Linked DNA regions of Homo sapiens: region 1 is linked to region 2. Evidence: chromatin loops called from intact Hi-C (ENCODE). Cell type or tissue: prostate gland. All regions are shown on one strand.

Region 1 (8,000 bases), 72 kb after region 2:
CAGGTCTGCTGCTCTTTCCTTCACACTTGTTGGGTCTCCCACTTAAACCCCAAAGAGAAAGGATCTGTTTGCTAGACCAGTATTTTGGATGCAAGGGGCACAGACTCTCTCAGGGCACCTTGGGAGTAGTTCTGGGGGACCTGTGTGGCCTGGAACTGGGGAAGGCTCAGACACCAAGGCAGCCCTCTGTGTGCTTTGTCCCCTCCACTCCCATTGGCCCAGTGCTCTGAGCCGGCCCCAGGCCAGATCCCTGGAGGGAGCACAGTGAGTTCATCACCTCACTGGCAGACTCTTCCCAGGGGCCTCCTCAGGCTCTGGGGGCCTGTGAGCTGGGACTCTCCCCACCTCTGGCTGGTCAGTGGCCTGCGCTGGGCAAAGACCTGCCCACACTGCTTCCGTGAAAGGGAATGGGGAGCCGTTTCATGAGAACAAAATATTAGGGAAGGCATGACTGCCAACATGGTTTGTGCCCTCAGGTTAGGTTTTGACTCTACTTACCCTCAGTGTTCCAGAGCCGGGCTGCCTCACAGAGCACACGCCTCTCTTAGGTCCAGCCCAGAGATGTGGCCTTTGCTCAGGTGTGGCTAGGGTGGAAGGGTCATCTCAAAATGACAATCATATGTTCAGAGTGGCCATTTTCATCCGATGGGGCTGTGCACGGAGGGGGCCTTCTAAGGCATGGAGAGCTCTCTGTGGCAGATGGATCTCCAGAGTCTGTGAGCAGAGTGGAACAGCTGGCTACTCCCTGGGCCCAGGGTCAGGGCCCTGTCAGCCCACAAGGTGTGTGATGGATGTGGAGACTTAGGCAAGCATTGCATCATGGTGTTCTGGAAAGTTCTGGGCAGCAAGCAGGGAGGTGTAGATGCGGGGATGTGCCCCTGGGGGCATGGGGGAATAGTTGGAGTGGATGTGCAGGCTCCACCTTGAATGAACCCACTGCAGAGAAGAATTCACCGTGATGCCAGAAAAAGAGGAGAAAGGAACACAGGTCCTCACCGAGGGTGAGCCTGGGGTGTCTACAGAAAGAACTCAGATGGGCACTTCCCAGGGGTTGTTGTGAGGGACCAGCACGGACAGGTGCCCTTGAGGGAGGTCAGGTGGCTTCACATCTACTGACCACTATGCCCCTCCCCTCCAGAGACCCTGATGGAGCCTGTGTGAGGGCGGGGAGGAAGACGACCGCTCTTGCTTTATTTTCCCACTCCAGGAGTGGGCATTTGTGTGTGGTCTGATGAATTCATGAGGAGGGCTAGGGAGGACTACTAGAAGCTACCCAATAGGGAGCAGCAGGGCTTCCCCATGAGCTCTGCGAGGGCAGGGTCTACCTATGTAATGTGTCCGGGTACGCCACCGAACCCAACCAAAAGCAAGGCACTGCAGCGGAATTGCGCGTTTCCGGTCCCAGGGCCTCCAGCGCCCTCTCAGCTCTCCTCCATGGTGGCATCCGGGACAGGAGACATTCCAGGAGCACATGACTAGCCTCCTACAGGCCTGTCCCCACTGACTCGGAGGCAACCCGGGGCCTCCTGAGGCAACATGGGGAGGCTCCGGCCCCAACTTTGCTGATGACAAAGTTCCGTGAGCCTCGGGTTCCTCAGCTGTAAGCTGGGAAACTGTGTTCCATTCTGTGAATTTATGTGAATGCACAGGAGAGCTCTGTGCACACAAGTGGGTGTTGCCATTAGCCTGGAAAGCAGGGGCCTGCCTGTCCAGTTCAGCTTTGTGAACCCAGTGTGTGGCACACAGTAGGTGCTCAGTAAAGCTTTTCTCAATAAACTGACAATGAAAAAGGAGCATTCTGAGAAACATTAATTATGGTCATTCCATCAGCCCGCAGACAGGGAGGCCCAGAGGCCTGGTGGAAATGGCATGAGGCCAGCAGACCCGTGTGGAGGGACCTGGGGCAAGGCTCAACAACTTGGGCCTTAGTTTTCTCATGTGTCCAATAAAAGGGTTGGACAAGGTGAGCTTTTGGGTTCCTTCCTGGCTCTGAGGTCCTGAGGATTTGCTGTGGGGGTGACCATATGCCCACCCCCATCTGGGTCTATAATGATCATGGAACCACGCTCCTGGCCCTGCCCTCCTCCCCGCAGGCTTTCCTTCTTCGTCTTGGCACTTTCATTTGCAGGAGTTTAAATGCTGCTTTGGTCTTCTTTCATACATTTGTGTCCTTCCCCCAACCCATTTTGAGAGTTCCCTGTGGGCAGTGCTGTCTCCTCAATCCACCTTATCGCCAAGACTGTCTTCCTCCTGACATCGCACATCCTCCCTCTCCCCCTCATCAGTTTGGGACAAGCCCCATCTTCACGAGGGTCTCTCCCCTGGATCCCACCTAAGGCTGTGGCTGCCCCGTCCCCTGGGGGAAGAGGGCAGAGTGACATGTCTGCTGACAGACTGATGGCCCATGCTCCAAGGGGAGCAGGCCAGCAGCCGCAAAGGTGCAGTCTGTGCCAGGTGGGCCTTGCCAGCCAGAGCTATTTTTAGAAGCCATGTTTGCAGAGTTTGTGTTAATAGTGTCTCTGTCCAAGCTCTGGCTCCCAGGTCTTAGGGAGGGGGAGAGCCTTAGAGAAATCCTCCCTCCCGCCTTGTTCTCCTCCTCACAGGTGGCTGGGATCAGTGGGGGACTCCTATCCAGGTCGAAGCCCTCCCAGCCAGCCATCTGCAGACACAGGGCAAATAGGGGCTGGGGGGCTAGCTCGAGGGAGGAAGAGAGGCACAGAGCTGAGGCTACCAGAGAACCAGTCTCAGAAGGGAGGCAGGACCCCCAGCCACAGGACACTCCATCGGTGCCATGTCACTGGATGGACACTGTCAGCCGCCTTATCAGTCACCTCCTTAGGCAGTGAGCCTGGGCCCCCATCGGGCTTCTGTATTTCTCTGACCATGCCCACTCTCATCCCAAGACCTCCAGCCAGGCCTTGACTGAGCTCTGATCTGGAGGCACCAGAGGAAATACTCCCCAGTGCACCTTCCTGGGCCTGTTTATGAAGGGAGGGACCTGGTAGCTGAGAGGGGGGCAAGCTGATACAGTCTCGTCCTCAGGGCTCTGAGTCAGACAGAAAGGGCCAATGCCTTGAGTGCACCATTACCACTGTGATGGGTATGAAGAAGTGATGGGTGCTGGGAGGGTATAACTTGCTCTGAGCTGAGAACTGAAGGATGAGTGGGAATCTCAGTGAAAAGTGAGTGAAAGACAGAACCACAGGGTGGGTGCAAGTGCAAAGGCCACTAAGATTTGGTGATTCAATGACTATAGAAGCCAGGAGATTCTTCCAAACATGGGGGCTCCCAAGGAAGAAGCTCCTATCTTTTCTTGGTTCCCACCCATCCACAGAGACCTACTCCTCTGCCAGCACTGGCAATACTCGGACCCCACCCCCAATGCCCAGTGCAGCCCAGAAAAGGCTTTCCTTTCAGGGCAGTGCCACTCCCGCACACTGAGGGACCCTAATGGCCCAAGCTGGAAGGAAGCTCAGAGGGCCCCCACTGGTTCAGTCTAAGGCTCCGCTTCAGTACCCCGGCGATGGGAGTTCACTCTCAAAGCGCAGCTTGATAGGCAGTGAGCGGGCTCTGAGCAGGAACATTCTCCCCGATACACCCACCTCCTGTGACCCAGCTGCCCCGAACCCTGCTCTCCCTCTGCTGGACTTTAGGCCTTGCTCTTTCCTTTAAACCCGTGAGACCTTGGGCAAGGTGTTCAACCTCCCTGGGCCTCATCTGTAAAATGGGGATATTAATAGAGCCGGGAGGATGACATAAAACCAAGTGGGAGAAGCCTCGGTCCAGGCCCTGGAATACAGTAAGCGCCCAATAAGCGTTCATTCCTAGTGACACCGCTATCATCCTGTGAGAGAAAGGGAAGCTGAGGCCCTAGTGGGCAGGGCTTTGCCCAGGGTGGCCCTGGGTAGCGAGCGCGGCCGGGCGGGCGCCGTGGCCTCAGGGGCCCTCCCCGGGCTGGGCACCCCCACGCCGCCCGGGCACTGCTCGCGGCCGCGCTTTACAAGCGAAAACAAACACGGCCACAAGCAGCCCCTGTGCGACGCGGCCCCGCGCCCGCCAGCGCCGCCGCCGCCCGGTCAAAGCCGGCTTTGTGCCCGTCCCGCCGCCCCCGCGGCCCAGGCGATTTTAATTAGCGTCTGGGTCTGCGCCGGGAGATGGGAATCAAAGCCCCCGTTCTTCCAGCGCCCCCACCGCGGCCCCCACCGCGGCCCCCGCCTCTCGGATCCCCGCGGCTCCGCGCACCCCTGCTGGCAACCGCGGGAAGTGGAGCCCTCCAGGGGCAGCTGTTTGGAGTTCGAATCTCGCCTTTTACAGCAGAGGAACCTGGGGCAAGTTACTGACGCTCTGAGCCTCCGTTTCCCCATTATTAATAGCGCTAGCCGGAGCCAGCCCTTAGAGTATTGCTGGGAGGTTTACATAAGAAACAAAAGGTCAGCAGGTATTCTAGTCCTGGGGCAAGGGACAGAAAGCCTTTCTGGGGGCAGGGGGCTGCGTCTTAGGTGAGGTTGAGGAGGGGTCCCCCGGTACACAGGAAAAGGCAGCCCAGGCAGAGGCAACGGGGGAGTAAAACTCAGGTGCGTTGCCTTCTCTGGAGCTGGACCCGGGAACCCGGGCAGGGGAGGCCGACTTCCACCTGTGTGACGGGGAGCCACGGGAGGGGTTTGAGCTGGGCCGTGAGAAAGCCAGCTTTGCTTTTTGGAAAGTTCACTTGGGCTGCTGTGTAAAGGAGGGGTTGAAGGGCTGAGGCTGGAGGCAGTGACTTGATGAGGCCTGAGTTGGGCTGAGGCACCCCCAGAGGAAGGGGCAGGAGGAGGCCCTCACAGGTAAGGCTGCATCATGGGCAGCGTTCTCCCACTGAGGTTGGGATCCTTACACCCTTGAGGGTTTCTTGAAGGATACTCTGGCCCTGAGTCACCAGGGTGCTTGTTTAAAAAGGCCAGTTGATGGCCCCACCTCACATCTGCTGAATCGGAACCCTTGGGCTTGGGGCCTTGGAATCCACAGCCTCATGCTGATTCTGTTACATGAATGAGGATGAATGAGCCATAAACTAGGAAAAGTATAATCGCTGGTCCCCATACTCCCAGCACCAGGACTGAAGTGAGACATTTGTTCCCATCACTGGGCCTTGTTACCCTCACAGGCCCGCATGTCTCCCAATGGGCCTCAGTTTCCTCACTCATAAAATGGTCATGACCTCACATCAACCCTTCCTCCTAGGGATATGGGAAAATCACAGGTGCCCTTGAGTGGGAAATGCCATCAGAGGCAGGAAGACCCCTAAACAGTCCTGTCTTCCACACACTGCATTCACCCTCTTAAAGGCATTTTTGTGCATGACTGCTGCTGCTCAGCACCCTTTGAGAGCTCCCTGTGGGCAGAGGAGTGGGGTCACTGGAGTGTGGCTCCCCACTGTCTTCAGAATAAAGCTCTGACCCCTCAGCCTCGTGTTCCAAATTGGGACCTGGCTACATCTCCAGTCTCCTTTCTCAGTGCCCCCAAAACTACCCTCCACCCCTGTTCAATCCCAAACACCTGTGCTTTCCTGCAGCTTTGACTTTGCTTAACCTGTCCCCTCCTTGGAAATATACTTTCTCCCCTCCCTCTCCCCCATTTTCAAATAGCTATATGTTGTTATTTCTCTATGACTGTGCCCCACCCTGCCCCAGTAGGGGTGCTCTTTGTCTCCTGTGAACTCCTTCCGTACTCTCTAGTCCTCTGCTAAAGCACTGACTGCCTTCTACACTGGTTAAGATCTTGGGTTTTTGATGTGAAGACAATCTGGCTGTGACATCTGTCACCTCAATGATCACAGGGTTGATTTGGCCGGTCTGGCTGGCTAGGCGGGTGTCCCCTTCCTCCCTCACCACTCCAGTGCATCCCTCCTGAAGCTGCATGCTTGGTCAAAGAGGATGACCTTCCTGATACAGGAGGACCATCCCTCTGTCAAGGGTATATGAGGAGCTATGCTCCCCTACTAGAACCTCCAAACAAGCTCTAAAGATCTTGGGTCTTGGAGATTTATAAATCTAGTTTGTGGCCCTGACTCCAGTACTGTGTGACCTTGAAAAAGTTCCTTAACCTCTCTGAGCTTCCATTTCCTCCTTGTATTTTCAAGGAAATTTGGGGACATAAGGAAGGGAAAGTATTTGGAGCAGTGTCTGGGCAGTGCAGAGTAACAGATAAGAGTGCAGGCTCCTTCTTGAAAGGGGAAATGGGTGAAAAAAAAAAAAAGGAGTGCAGGCTCTGAACTACAGTGCATGGGTTTGAAACCACACTCCGCGTTCACTCACTGGCAGTATGATCTTGGGTAGCATTACTAAACTCTTCTTTGCCTCAGTTTCCTCAACTGTACAATTTGGATAATAATAGTGTGGCAGACAGACCCTAGTATGGCACCCATAATGTTCACACCCTGTATTATCCCCAGTTTTTGAGTGTGAACAAGACCTGTGATTTGCTTCTGACCGCTGGAACACGGCAAAGGTGAAGAGATTTTGCAGATGTAATTAGGGTTCCAAATTATTACATTCTGAGTTACTCAAAAGGGAGATTATGCTGAGTGGGCCTGATTTAGTCAGGGAAAATTCCTTAAAAGAGGAACTGTACCCTCCCTGGAGTCAGAGACTCTGAGTTCTGATTTTGAAGAAGTAAGCTGTTGTGCTACAAGAAGGCCTAGGAGAAGGCCACGTGGCAAGACTGTGGGTCACCTCTAGGAACTGAAAGTGGACCCTGGCTGACAGCCAGCAAGAATACCAGGGCTTCAATCCTGCAACTGCAAGGAGGTGAATTTTTCCAGCTTAAGGGAACTTGGGAGTGGATCTTTCCCCAGTCAAGCTTCTGATGAGACTGCAGCTCTAACTGATGCCTGGATTGTAGGCTGGTGAGACCCTGAAGCAGAGAACTGTCTGTTCCCAGGCTTCTGACCTACAGAAGCTGTGAGACAATAAATATGCTAAATTTGTGGTAATTTGTTACTCAGCATACAAAATTAATACAGTGTCCACCTTATAGGGTTCTAATGAAGATTAAATGGGGTCACGGAGGTAATCAAAGCCTTGGCCTAGTGCCTGGCTCATGGGAGATGCTCAGTAATTGGTAGTAATTAGCTGCCAATGCTATTATGTTTAGGATGTAGCACTTTACAAAGTTATGTTTTTAATCATCAGCTTATTAGCACGTTTGAACAAATGATAGGTTTTGCAGGCAGGAAACCTACATCTGAAACATAGCAAAATTGCTATTAGACCTTTACCTTGCTGGGCCTGTGTCTGTTAGAATGCATTAGGCTGCAAGTACAGAACACCTGACTAACAGTGGCTGTCTTAGGTTGGGATTCTTAGAAACAGAAGTTGAGATGAGAAGATGAGTTGAAAGTGATGTCTTAGGAAGTGTTTCCAAGACAAACCAGTAGTAGGGGTGTGGAGAAGTGGGAAGGGAAGAAGGCAAGGCAAGGGTGTGATTCAGGCCAAGTCCCGCAGAGGGGAGCTTGACTCAGACTTGCAGAGGAGCTCCGGAGATCGTGCAATCACTCCTCAGAGTCATCCACATCAGCACAAGGGAGCTGGAGGATTGGCACCTCCATACTCATCTGTCTGAGCTAAGGGCCACCTGGGGTGGAGCGGAGGTGGACATTGTCAGGCTCTTCTGGTTTTCCATGCTCACTGGCAAAGTGGGCTCAGGCAGCCTAAGGTCAGTGTTCTGACAAAGAGAAGCAGGTGCTGGCTGTTGGGAATGAAAGCTCACTGGAGCTGGTATGTATGACAATGGTAAAGGGATAACAGGCATTGTGATTGGGTCAATGGCAGTGCCGCTACAGTGGCATAAACTGCAAGGACATCTGTTATTTTCTTAACAAGAAATGTGGAGGTATGTGGTCTCCAGACTGCTTCAGTGTAGGTCATCAAGGTCATTGAGGACTCAGCTCAGGACAGCCTTCCTCAGCATCCTGGCTTTTATCATTCTCAGCCTCATGGCCACAAGATGGCTGCTGCAGCACC
Region 2 (8,000 bases):
CAGAAGTGAGCCACTGTGCCTGGCCTGGATTTTTTTAAATGTAAATAATTTTTATTTTTCCAATGATTATTATAAAAAATGTTTAACAATATATAGAACGTGAAAGCTTCCTTCAAATCTCATCCCAGAGATTCTTCCAGAGGATTATTTGAAAATTTCAAGGAAATGTTTGGTTGGTTCTTTTTGTAATGTGAAGAACTGTCAACCTGATCTATGCTTTATGGGTTCCCTGTTAGCTTTTCATCTAATGATTTTAGCTGAGATTAGTTTTAATCATTGCCTAAATCATTAATTCACTAAAGGTTACAAAATGGTGATGTTTTGCCTTGAACTCCTGGGTCCAAGCGATCCCCTTGCCTCAGCTTCCTCAGTAGCTGGGACTGCAGACATGCACCACCATGCCCAGCTTATTTTTTATTTTTATTTTTATTAGAGACGAGGTCTCACTATGTTGTCCAGACTGGTCTTAAACTTCTGGGCTCAAGTGATCCTCCTGCTTCGGCCTCCCTAAGTGCTGGGATTACAGGCATGAACCACGGCACCTGGCCTTTCTGTTTTTTTAGCTGTAATTTTTCTGTGAATAATTTTCTCTCATCAACTAGCCGTGTTTTCCCTGTTATGCTAAGAACAGAGGGCTTACCCCCTCCTAGGCTCTGGGTTTGTGGATGCTCCCTAACTCCCGTGTCCACTTTAATAGGAACCCATTGAATCAGAGCTCCACTCTGGTCTGCATTGTTTTAGCACCAGCTGGCATTTCCATTCTGTTGTTTTTATGTACTTTCAGTATCCCCCAGGGCAGTATATAGCCACACGGACCTGTCTGGTCTATTCAGATCTTCTCATGAGGTGCGAATTACTGTTTTTAGGGCTCTTACTGCAAAGCTGCATTGGTTTTGAGTGGTTCATTCCTAATGGTCTGTAATTTTTATAATAAGCTCTGTAATTTTTAGTGTGCAGTTTTACGGAACATGACTTTTTTCTTCCCTTGAATAAACCAATGAAAATGACATTTTTAGGAGTGCCAGTTTTAAGAGAAAATGCATTATGAGAACATTAATAATCCCAGCTCAAACTTATGGTTACACTTTTTAAAAAACTTATTTGATGTTTAGATTGCTGTTTTTTTTATGTTGTGAATTTTGGTGGTTCCGAACATTAACAAAAATATCTATTTGCTTTAGACAAATACACGAGGTTTAGAAAAGCAAAACCTGTATTATTACCAACAATTTGATTACTGAAAATAAGATTTCTTTGCAGTTCTTTGTCTGTAGGATATGTCCTGCTAAGGATGCACAGTCATCCTGTATTTTAGAATCACTTGAAATAATTCCTCACTGTACTGAAGCCACCAATTCAATATCTAGTTCAATTCAATTTTTTTTTTCCATTTTGCTTTCAATTGATAGGTTCCCTCCTTTCCCTTAGAGGTAACTGTTACATTGAGTTTGCCTTCTCCTTCCATTGTTTTTGATATATATATATATATATATATATATATTTTTTTTTTTTTTTTTTTTTTTTTTGAGATGGACTTTTGCCTGTTGGCCAAGCATTGGAGTGCAGTGGCGTGATCTCAGCTCACTGCATCCTCTGCCTCCCAGGTTTAAGCAGTTCTCCACCTCAGCCTCCCGAGTAGCTAGGATTACAGGCGTCCACCGCCACGCCCTGCTAATTTTTTTTGTATTTTAGTAGAGACGGGGCTTTGCCATCTCGGCCAGGCTGATCTTGAACTCCTGACCTCGTGATCCATCTGCCTCGGCCTCCCAAAGTGCTGAGATTACAGGCGTGAGCCACTGCGCCTGGCCTGTTGTATATATTTTTAATATAAGAAAATATATATTCATTTTGCCTCTCTTTGTTAGATAAATGTTTTCATACGTGCAAACTATTTTACACTCTGCTTTTTTTTACATAACAGATTCAGAGCATCACTCCACAGCAGTTATAGAAATATTCCTCATTAATTATTACAGCCACATAGTGCCACATTGATAGATATACCTTAGCTTATTCAGCAATCCCTTATTGGTAGTTGTTATTTATGATCTTTGGCTATTACAAATATTAATAGTGCTGTAGTGAATAGCTTAGTGTCTGTGTGTTTTGTATATTTTTGCTAGTGTGTTTTAGGGTTACATTCCTAGAGTAGGATTGCTCGGTCAAAGGGTGAGTGCATGTGTACTTTTGTTGGATGTTGCCAAATATCACTCTGCTTCTTGTTCCCACCAACAATGTATGAGAGTGCCTGTTTCCATATAGCATTATGTTATAATATGTTTTAGGGCTATTTATATTTCTTTTTCTGTGAACTGTCTGTTCCTACCACTTGCCCTTTTTTTTTTTTTTCCTTTTTTGAGACGAAGTCTTACTCTGTCACCAGGCTGGAGTGCAGTGGCACGATCTCAGCTCACTGCAACCTCTGCCTCCCAGGTTCAAGTGACTCTCCTGCCTCAGCCTCCCGAGTAGCTGGGACTACAGGCATGCACCACCATGCCCAGCTAATGTTTGTATTTTTAGTAGAGTCAGGTTTTCACCATGTTGACGAGGGAGGTCTCCATCTCTTGACCTCGTGATCTGCCTGCCTCGGCCTCCCAAAGTACTGGGATTACAGGCATGAGCAGCCACATCTGGCCTTTCTTGCCCATTTTCTAAAGAGTTGTTAGTCTTTGTTTTCTTTAATTTTAGAAGTTGTGTATTAACCCTTTGTGATGTAAGTTGCAGTTTTTTTCCGCTTTATCATTTGTTTTTGTACTTACGTTTTTTTTTCATTTAAAAGTTGCTTTTTTAAAATAGATTATTTCAGTTATTTCTGGATTTTGAATTATACTTAGGAAATGTTCCCTCTTTCTTAGCTTATAGCAGGTTATAGAATTCACACATGTTTTCATGTGCATATATGTGTTCTTCTCTTTTTTTTGAGACCAAGTCTCACTCTGTCACCCAGGCTGGAGTGCAGTGGCACAATCTCAGCTCATTGCAACCTCCGCCTCCCAGGTTCAAGTGATTGTCCTACCTCACCCCCCTGAGTAGCTGGGATTACAGGTGCCTGCCACCATGCCCAGCTAATTTTTGTGTTTTTAGTAGAGACAGGGTCTCACCATGTTGGCCAGGGTGGTCTCAAACTCCTGACCTCAGGTGATCCACCCACTTCGGCCTCCCAAAGTGTTGGGATTACAGGCGTGACCCACCACACCCGGCCTTATTTTTTACATTTAAATCTCTAATCCATTTAGAATTTATTTTGGTATATGATGTGAGGAACAGATCCAATTTTTATCTGGTTCCATGTGATTATACAGTAATTCTTATTAAATCACTCACTAAAAAGCCTTTGCTCACACTGATTTGAGATGCTGTATTTTTTTAATTGTAGTACTGAAATCTGTGCTAGATCACTTTCCTTAACCTTATTGAGAAGTTTTAAGATAAGCAAATTATTATTTTTTTTCCTGAAAGTAAGCAAATTAAAAGTGAGTCTGACTTTATTAAATTATAACATATGTTTTAAGGAGTGCCTGGTGTTTTCCTAATTTCACATCCAAGCACAATTGAATTATTGGAGCAAGGAAACTAAAATTGCAGATTCTTACATTAAGCACTAATAAAGTGTTATTTTCTTACAGTGCCACAAGGTTGCAGTAGTGAGAGAAGATAAATTGGAAGGTAAGTGTTTTAGTGACTTAGCAAGTTTTTCCTCTTATGGCATCAGTGTAGGTGCAATAAAAAATCTGCCTCTAACATCTGCGTATAATATATTTAGCTATTTAACTGAATAGCCCAATATTCATTTTATGAGTAGTTTTTAAAGCATGTTAAAATATGATACTACATCTGCCTGACTTCCCATTTTTAGGGCCAATAGTTGCTGACATTTATAAAGCACTTTTATCACAGAATTTCAAAACTCGTGACACATGCAGAAACTGTTATGAATACCATATGAGCTACCTCATCAACTGTGAAAAGACAGTGGCAGTTTTTTTAGGAAACAAGTTAAAGAATGCTTTTCTGGAAGTCAGAAAGACTTCTAAATAACTTCTAAATTAAATTTGTCTAACTGTTTCAAGACTATCAGTGCTACCGTTGGATTGTTTAAAAACCCAATTCAAAGGAATTTAATAACAGTCAGGGTCCTCATGATCTTGGACCTATATCTCAAGATAAAACCTGTACTGTTGTACTTTGTATATAAAGGCTCCTTGGCCTGCAGGCCCCATTTCACAGATTGGGACTGAGGAGGGTGGAGGGCAGCCACGCCAGGGACACAAAAAATATGTGTATTTTAAAAAGAAAGAGTTCCTGTCCATGGGGGTAGGGTGGGGGTATTTTACCAAATTTAACTCTGAAGTATTCAGAGTGGTGGGTTTGTCCACTTTTTACTTTCTGAATTCCCACAGTGTTAAGCAAAGCAAAATTTCTTTATTCTGTAGATATGTAATGATGATCTACTATGTGCCAAGCTCTATACTAGGCACTGGGGACATGGAACAAGTTAGCTGCAATCCCTTCCTTCGCGGAACCTAACATTTATTCTTGTGGTGTTCTTTTGTGTTTCTCTTCCGTAGACTTATCTAGTTAGTAGTGTTTTTATTACAGAGTTGCTTTCTCTAAACTAAAATTGAAATATATAAATGAATATTCTCAGATAGAAATTACTTAGTACTCTTTAATTATATGCTATAGTGTAAGGCTCTTTTCTGACCAAAAGAAAAAGATCATCGTAGTCATCATCAATCATTAATATTTACTAAGTGTCCACTGGATGAGTGATACCCTCTCAGGTGCTGTCCTTAGAAATGACTCACCACCACCTACCTTGTCATAATGTCCCCATTGCAGACAGAAGAGTTGATGTTTCACTGTATATGTGGCTGTGTGGCCTTTAGAGTTTTTTGGACCACCACAGATTACAAATGCTTTAATGCAGAAGGGTTTCTTGTTAAAGTCCCCACATGCTATGAAGTTTGTGTATTAACTGACTGCTTTTCCTGTTGACTTGTAGCAGTGAAGTCCAAGCTAGCTGTGACTGCCAGCATCCATGTGTACAGCATCCAGAAAGCCATGCTAAAGGACAGTGGGCCTCTGTTCAATACTGACTATGACATCCTTAAAAGCAACTTGCAGAACTGCAGCAAGTAAGCGTCTTAATGTTCCTTGTGGGCTTCTTTACGAATTGATTTTGTAAGATGTTTACACAGTGGCTGCCTCTTAAGAGTGAATGCCAAGTCTAGTAAAACCCCATTTATCTTGCAGTAAGAAACATGCCTGGTTTTATTAGTACATCATAAGGTGAAAAATAGCAGCCACAACCCATATTGAAAACCCCAGTGGACTCTCCATAAATCTATTTCTCATGTATTTATCCTGTCACTGCCACCAGAAATGTTTGTCGTGCCCTCTCTAACTCCCTTACCCAGTCTCTGCTTGTCTAAATCCTACCCATCCTTCAAGAACCAGTTCAAACGTTGTCCTTAAAAAAACAGTTCCTAATTTGATATCCCTCTACTTTTCATCCAAAAGCAACTTTTTCTTGAGCTTCCATAGCCAGGATCAGGTTTTTTTTTAAATCTTTTGTATCCTTAACAGCACAAGGAGGTAACGGACTATAATGCGTGTACATTTTGGAAATTGGTGGTCACAGGCTTGATTTGTGGCTTTGCTGCTTAGTAGCCCAGTGGCATTGGACAAATTACTTAAACTCTTTGAGCTTTGGTTTCTTTGCCTTTAAATTCAATGTAATAATGTCTCCTTTGTGGGGTTGTATTGATAATTCAGATCAGTTCCCCAGACATACATTGAGCACCTACTACTTTGACAGGTACTGAGCAAAATCATTTGAATTCATTCAGCAAATAACTCATGAGTACCTATGACATACCATACAGTATAGAGTGAATGTGCCCGCGTACCTTTTCATGTAACTGATGGGAGACAGGCAGTTATGGTACAGTGTAAGAGTACTGTAATAGGAGGAATATTGGGGGAAGATGTTGGCAGGGGCACTTATCTCCCACTTTTGGATGGATAGAGTGAGGGGACAAGACTGTTATGACTTATGACACAGAAGGTTATGATATCTCAGTTGAGGCCTGAAGGCCCAGTAGAAATAGCCAGGCAAAGGAAAAATGAGAGACTAAGGACAGAGCTAAGAGAGAAAACATGCTTGTGCAGAACCATGATCGTTTTCTATGGGTGCAACTTAGAGTGAAAGGTAGGAAATAATTAGATAGAAGACTAAAGAGGCCAAGCAGGAATTACATTATGCTTTGACTACTAGGATAAAAATTTAGACTCTATTCTGAGAGCGCTGGGGAGCCACTGAAAATATTTAAGCAGATGGAGTGAAATTATCAAAATTGCATTTTAGAAAGATTGCTCTGGTTGCAGTATTGAAGATAAATCAGAAGAGAATAATCTGGAGGCAAGGCCATCAGGGAGGAGAAATGTGGCAGTAATCCAGGTGGATATGACAGTTTTCTAATGTGAAGTTGTGCTGTTGGGGATGGAGAAGTATGAAGGTTAATGAGTCATGACCATCAAAAAACCTCAGTTTGGCCGGGCACAGTGGCTCACGCCTGTAATCCCAGCACTTTGGGAGGCCGAGGCAGGTGGATCACGAGGTCAGGAGATTGAGACCATCCTGGCTAACACGGTGAAACCCCGTCTCTACTAAAAATACAAAAAATTAGCTGGGCACGGTGGCAGGCACCTATAGTCCCAGCTGCTCAGGAGGCTGAAGCAGGAGAATGGCGTGAACACGGAAGGCAGAGCTTGCAGCGAGCAGAGATCGCTCCACTGCACTCCAGCCTGGGCGACAGAGCAAGACTCCAGCTCAAAAAAAAAAAACCTCGATGTATGGTAGTGGTTGGGGACAAGGTGTGTGGGGGTAGGGGATGGTGGAAGACAGCCTTTCTTGGTATTGAAAGGTTGATACCCATGCTTCTGGCTTGGGCAGCTGGGTACTAAGAAGGGGAATATAACAGGAGGAGCAGGCTTTAGGAGAGATAGAAAAATGACAAATTGGGTTTTAGAGATGTTGAGTTTGAGAAGCTTGTGAGAAATCCAAGTGAGGATGTCCATCGCAAAAGATAGGTGAATCTAGAGCTAAGGAGAGAAATCTGGGGTAAAGATAGAGATTTTGAAATCAGAATAGTAAATGGGCCATAGCAGTAGATAGAGTTATCAGAGAGAATGTATAGAATGAAAGAAGGGCAGAAAGTAAAACTCTAGGCCAAAGTACTAGTTGTCTGACCTTGGGCAAATTATTTAACCTCTCAGTGCCTCCCTGTTCTTGTCAGTAAAGCTGACAGTAGTACCAGCCAGATAGGGTTGTAGAGGATTAAATGGACTATTATATGTTAAGCACTTAGAATAGCACTTGGCACATAGTAAGCACTATTTAATGATAGCTGCTTTTCAAGGGAAGAATAGAAAAAGAGGGGCCCAAGGGGAGCCACCAGAGATAAGAGTATATGGGGTTTCAGCCCCTAAGGAAAGAGGTTCAAGTAGGAGGAACCAGTCAACAATGTCAAACAATGCTGAGAAGCCAAGTAAGTTAGGAAGTGAAAATTGTCCATGACATTTAGTGATAGCCTTGGTAAGAGCATTTTCAGTGGAGTGACCAGATTCTGGTGAGCTAAGTAAATGGGGACAGAGGAAGTGAGACAGCAAATATGGACAGCTCTTTCCAGGAGATTAGACTGCAAAGCAGAAAAGAGGGTGGTAGCTAAGGAGGGATTGAGACGGGAAGGATATATACATTTCTTAAGTTGAGAATGACTTGAACTTGGGTTGTTAGAAAGGTGCTGTAGGAAGAAAAGGTTGAAAATCCTGGGGAGGTGGTATGACTGATAAAGATGGGTCCTCAAGGAGAGAAAGATATAGAATTGCCATAGTTTCTATAAGTTCCATGAGAATAGGGATCGTGTCTAAATTGTTAACTATATACCCAAAATAGTGCCTGGCACACTAATAAGTAGTTACTGAGTGAATTAATG

The links. A loop is a pair of places that touch in the nucleus more often than their neighbours do. Peaks named below come from ENCODE experiments on the same cell type or tissue, not always from the same donor. Only the 100,000 strongest peaks of a DNase experiment are listed, where the experiment ranks them.
Region 1: a loop joins it to region 2, with 3 times the contacts of the local background. A loop is called at or near these places in 4 of 110 quality-filtered maps.

The regions. Positions count from the first base shown.
Region 1 is chr11:74,679,458-74,687,457 of GRCh38, forward strand. It overlaps the pseudogene RN7SKP297. Among named protein-coding and RNA genes, the nearest start is that of MIR4696, 37 kb to the right of the region's middle. In prostate gland, a CTCF peak has its summit at 4,249; DNase peaks (open chromatin) are centred at 1,593, 2,464 and 4,054; H3K4me3 peaks cover 682 bases; H3K27ac peaks cover 2,613 bases.
Region 2 is chr11:74,607,873-74,615,872 of GRCh38, forward strand. It overlaps POLD3 (DNA polymerase delta 3, accessory subunit), which reads left to right. Exons shown (of 12, transcript NM_006591.3): 4 at 3,627-3,666; 5 at 5,006-5,138. Among named protein-coding and RNA genes, the nearest start is that of POLD3, 19 kb to the left of the region's middle. In prostate gland, a CTCF peak has its summit at 3,661; a DNase peak (open chromatin) is centred at 5,209; H3K27ac peaks cover 955 bases.